Linked DNA regions of Homo sapiens: region 1 is linked to region 2. Evidence: read pairs that join two places in POLR2A ChIA-PET (ENCODE). Cell type or tissue: GM12878. All regions are shown on one strand.

Region 1 (2,500 bases), 690 kb after region 2:
ATCCTGGCTAACATGGTGAAACCCTGTCTCTACTAAAAATACAAAAAATTAGCCAGACGTGGTGGCGGGCGCCTGTAGTCCCAGCTACTAGGGAGGCTGAGGCAGGAGAATGGCGTGAACCCGGGAGGCAGAGCTTGCAGTGAGCCGAGATTGCACCACTGCACTCCAGCCTGGGCAACAAGAGTGAGACTCCATCTCAAAAAAAAAGAAAAAAAAAATGAGGCTGAGGTGGGAGGATTGCTTGAGCCCAGGAGGTCACAGCTGCAGTGAGCCGAGATTGTGCCACTGCCTTCCAGCCTGGGAGACAGAGTGAGATCCTGTCTCAAAAAAAAAAAAATGTTGAAGATGTGAATGAATGAATGACCCCAAACTCTTATGGCTAACTTTTTTGCCACCTAGTAGACTCCAGCTGCTGCTAGGCTGGGTGTGTGTAGAATAAGGCCCTGTGAACACAGACATCCCTCTCGGGAATAAGAGCTGAGCAGTGCACTTCACGGTCCCCAGGCGGCCCACACCATCTGTTTGCTGCAGCAGGATGGCTTGGGTGGTCCATCCAGGGCCCTGCCCAGAGTCTCTTGGGGCCAAGGCTTTCCCACCCTGTCCCTCTCACTGCCCACCTCCAGGTAGGCACAGTAGGGAGGGCTGGCAGGAATGACCCAGGAGTGAAAGCAATCCTCTTGTCTTCTGGTGGGAGGATGGAGGGGCCAGGGCAAACTGTGAACCAGCCTTTGGACGGGGTACCCACCCACTTCCGTGACTCTCCTTGCCCCCCTCTGCTGGGCTCTTTAGGGAGCATCGAGCTCTCATGTTACTTTAGTGGTTGAGGCCACCCCTGGATTTCCCTCCTGAAGTGTCCCGTGTTGCAAATGGCCCTTTGTTCTTTCTTCTCTAGGGTATGGGAAATGTGGTGGCTGCCCCAGGTCTATGCAGCAGGGGAACCTGAGAGCCTCCTAAGGGAGGAGGGGCAGAGTTTTCTAGAAGCTGGTGTTCATGTAAATAACCCTGGGTGCTTCAGTGATTAGTCCCAGCTAGGAAAGTAGACAGAGAACCAACCCAATCAAGTTGTGAGAAATTGAAAGCACTCCAGCTTTCTTACAGATATTTTCTTTTTCTTTTTTTGGTCAGGGGGACGGAGTCTCGCTGTATCGCCCAGGCTGGAGTGCAGTGGCTTGATCTGGGTTCACTGCAACTTCCACCTCCCAGGTTCAAGCAATTCTCTGGCCTCAGCCTTTCAGGTAGCTGGGATTACAGGCGCATGCCACCATGCACGGTTAATTTTTGTAGTTTTAGTAGAGACAGGGATTCGCCATGTTGGCCAGGCTGGTCTTGAACTCCTGAACTCAAGTGATCTGCCTGCCCTGGCCTCCCAAAGTGCTGGGATTACAGGCGTGAGCCACTGTGCCTGGCTGATATTTTCTTTAAAATGAAATAAATATATAATTGGAGGGCATTACAGGTGATGTGAAGGTAGCAAGGCAGCTTGTGGTTTTTAAAGGAGGAGGAGTGTGGCTGTCCCTCAGTGACTCCTCTAAGTTCAATGACCTGGAGACCAAGAGAAGGGGACATTTGAGGATCTCGACCTTGTCCTTCCAGCAGGTGCTCCCAAGCCACCTCTGGGCCTGAGAATAGGCATCACATGACTCTGTTTAATCCTCCGACACAGCAAGGAGTGGCATTCTGGATCCACACTGCCTGCCTTTGAGCCCTGGCTGAAGCCTCTCTGATTCAGCCTCCTGAAGGACTTCCAGGGACTTCGCTACTTTCCCTGTCCCCTCTCACCTCCCACTATCTGCCCCCAGAGGTGTGGCTTGAGTCACCTCCTTAGGAAGTTTGTCTTTTATGTTGGATTTCTATGTAGCTCAATTACACCATGGTTATTCCTAAATGTCAGGCTTAATTTGTTGCAAGTTTTACTTGATCCCAACAGTGTGTTTTATTTACAGTAGGGAAGTCTATTCGTATAACCTCCCTCTTTTACAGTTTGTGCTTACAGAGTATGCATAACTATTCCCAATTAAAAGAAAACAAACACACACAACACTGTTGGAGTATTGCTTATAGCGCGGGGCTTTGGTAAAGCCTCACATCAGTGTGGTCCCTTTTCTCAAATTCTGCTTCATGACAAAGCCCACATACGTACACTTACACACTCCTTCAGAACGCTACAGTCTGATCTTGTAATGGCTTGGGTTTCAATTTAAGGTTGGTAGGTTGAATCACCTAAATTTTACAGATCTCCAAATAGGTCTAAAAAAGCTCCCATTCACAGAAATGTGCTTGCTTCACCCTGGAAGATACACGCGGAAATAACAGTGCTTTGGTTTTCAAGGCTTTCGTTTCTCTTTGCAGTAACTTGCTCCTCCTGTACTTAACGCAATACTCCATCAGCTAACAAGAGAAAGCGTCTCTTTTGTTTTTTTGTCTCTGCAGCTTTATTGAGGTGCAGCTGACTAATAAAAATTGTATTTATGTATTCATGGTATGCAACATGATGATTTGA
Region 2 (2,500 bases):
AGCCTGCTAACCTAATGTGGGCAGAACTGAAAGATCACTGCAGTGGAAACTGTTCTGGAAGAGGCTGCAACATAGCCCATGCTTAGGGACTGGATGGTTTTTGCAAGAGCTTTTTTTTTTTTTAAACTACCATCTCCCAACTTTTAAAGCCAGATACTTGACAAGGATTTTAGATCTTAATGGGTTCGATGGTAGGGAATACGGAAAGGATACACTGCTAATATTGTGTCTAACAATAAAGCAAACAACTCGATGCTGTAAGAAGACAAGCTGTTTGAGCTTTCAAACACACATGCACACAGCACAATTCAGAAATACCCAGGAGGATTCCTGCAGGCTTAACAGTTGGCATCGTACTGAAATGAAACGTGTATTAACAAGAAAATGTCAAACTTTTGGGGAAACAAATTTTCTGTTACTTCCCACCCAACTAAAAGGGAAGATAAAACCATCATCACCAGAACAAAACAGATTTTCTCCAAACAAGTACAATGATAGTGCCGGGTTGGCAGTTAACTCTTTCACCCTACTAAATTCAAGAGCTCATCTCCACCCTGTCCTGTATATTTTCTACATTTCTATTAAGAGGCTACTTGGTAGTGTCAGCGGGCATCTTTTACACCTTCTAGTAGCTCAAGCTAGTAAAACCTTGTACTTCTCTATTGCGCCGCCATTAAAAGCAGCATTAGTGCATTTTGTCATTCAGTTCTTAATCAGTTATTTAAAAGGGAGCTGATCATGGGTGGCTCGGTGGGAGGTGGGGACCCATCCACGGATGAGCCTCTTGCTCTTGGCACCAACCTGAGCTTTTGTTTCGATGTTTCTGGTTGATTTAGCCTTTCGAGTGCTTGTCATGCTCAGTGGGAGAAGTCCAAACCTCCAAAACAAGAGGAAAGAATTTAGTAGCACAAACAGGCAGCTCTGGGGCCCAGCAGAAGCCTCATTTTTTTTTTTTTTTTTTTTTTGAGACAGAGTCTCGTTCTGTCGCCCAGGCTGGAGTGCAGTGGCGCAATCTCGGCTCACTGCAAGCTCCGCCTCCTGGGTTCACGCCATTCTCCTGCCTCAGCCTCCTGAATAGCTGGGACTATAGGCACCTGCCACCAGGCCAGCTAATTTTTTGTATTTTTTTTAGTAGAGACAGGGTTTCACCATGTTAGCCAGGATGGTCTCGATCTCCTGACGTGATCCGTCCACCTTGGCCTCCCGAAGTGCCCCGCAGAAGCCTCTTGGCAGCCTTTACCTGATCTGACTGGATGCCAGTGGCAGGATGTTATGGGGTTCTTGGGAGTTGAACGTACTGCTCCGGGGGGCGAGCTGATTCTCTGTACCAGTCACCAATCCAAACAGAACCTGGCAGACAAGAGGTGGAGCAGAGGTTTCATTGTGCAGGTAAAAGAAAGGCAAAAAAAAAAAAAAAAAGGTTAGTCACCCATCGCTACCGTATTTCTAACTGTCATTTTGGGGAATGTTCTGAGTGCATTTATGCTTCACGATTACTTTTTATCACTGCCCACAGGTCAGAATCTGAGAGGCAGGGAGTTTTTATTCCTCTTTCTGAGGCCTGGATAAAACTGTAATAATCCTTATTTACAACTTAAGGGGCCAAATCTTGGTTGCCTCAGTGTGTGAGATTTTATCTAATCCTCTTTCAGTCCTTATAACTACACTCGGCTATTTGTGTCTTATTCCCCTCCCTATGCTGCATCCTGGAGTATTACGTGCTTGAGCAGGTTAATTTTGTTATTTGAGCCTGTATCGCTTCGTTCGCACTAAGCATGTTTTTGATTTGACTCACAGAAGTTCGCTGCACCAGGCGATGAAGGTTGCTGTTGAGGTGTGGCGTGAAAACGTCCAGGTCAAATGGATCAATGAGGGCTTCCAGGTGGTCAGTCACTTTCTCAATTCTGAGAAAAGGATTAGGATCATTACTGTCCACATTTTTTAGGATCAAAAACAATCTTATGATATCCTACTGCTGTAGAAATCTTGGAGTTGGGTTTTATTCTACTTAGTTGCTGGCTTAGTACGTTTGTCACTGATGATAGTGCTTAAGTCACCCTCAAGCATGATGTCTAAGTGAAGTCCACCCTTTCCCCCGTTCTGTCTATAAGGAGGGCACTAAGGGCTCAAATGATACTCAGCAGCTGCTAGGCTGACTCAGAAGAGAGGGGAATAAGAGTCCACCTATTTCACTTGACCATTGCATTTATCCAGCAGGCGGCCATTATTTAACTTGCTGGCAATATGAGCACTTACTGTTCAAAACAAACACAATGAATGTGCAGTATAACAGGCTGACTCTGGTGGCTTCCCAGCAAAGGGACTATTTGCTTTTGGAAGAGACCGCCTTGACATAGCTCCCTAGAGGATACGACACCTGGAGTCTGGCTTGCTCCGGCCACTCTTCACCTCGTCACCCTTGGCTGTCAGAACAATGTTGAGGTAACGCAGATCATAAAGCAGCTGCAGCGCCCGGTTCTGGGTGACTGGAAATGCACCT

What was found. Peaks named below come from ENCODE experiments on the same cell type or tissue, not always from the same donor. Only the 100,000 strongest peaks of a DNase experiment are listed, where the experiment ranks them.
Region 1: POLR2A ChIA-PET joins it to region 2 with 5 read pairs; 2 of 35 experiments call an interaction of 5 or more read pairs at or near these places.

What each region holds. Positions count from the first base shown.
Region 1 is chr17:72,511,233-72,513,732 of GRCh38, reverse strand. All of the region lies in intron 1 of LINC00673 (long intergenic non-protein coding RNA 673), which reads left to right. Among named protein-coding and RNA genes, the nearest start is that of LINC00673, 80 kb to the left of the region's middle. In GM12878, no CTCF peak of the experiment used is centred here; a DNase peak (open chromatin) is centred at 974; H3K27ac peaks cover 563 bases.
Region 2 is chr17:73,205,558-73,208,057 of GRCh38, reverse strand. It overlaps COG1 (component of oligomeric golgi complex 1), which reads right to left. Exons shown (of 14, transcript NM_018714.3): 10 at 2,378-2,500; 11 at 1,796-1,904; 12 at 1,241-1,350; 13 at 802-877. VCF1 (VCP nuclear cofactor family member 1) reads left to right here. Exons shown (of 4, transcript NM_001098832.2): 4 at 1-693. Among named protein-coding and RNA genes, the nearest start is that of COG1, 14 kb to the right of the region's middle. In GM12878, no CTCF peak of the experiment used is centred here; no DNase peak of the experiment used is centred here.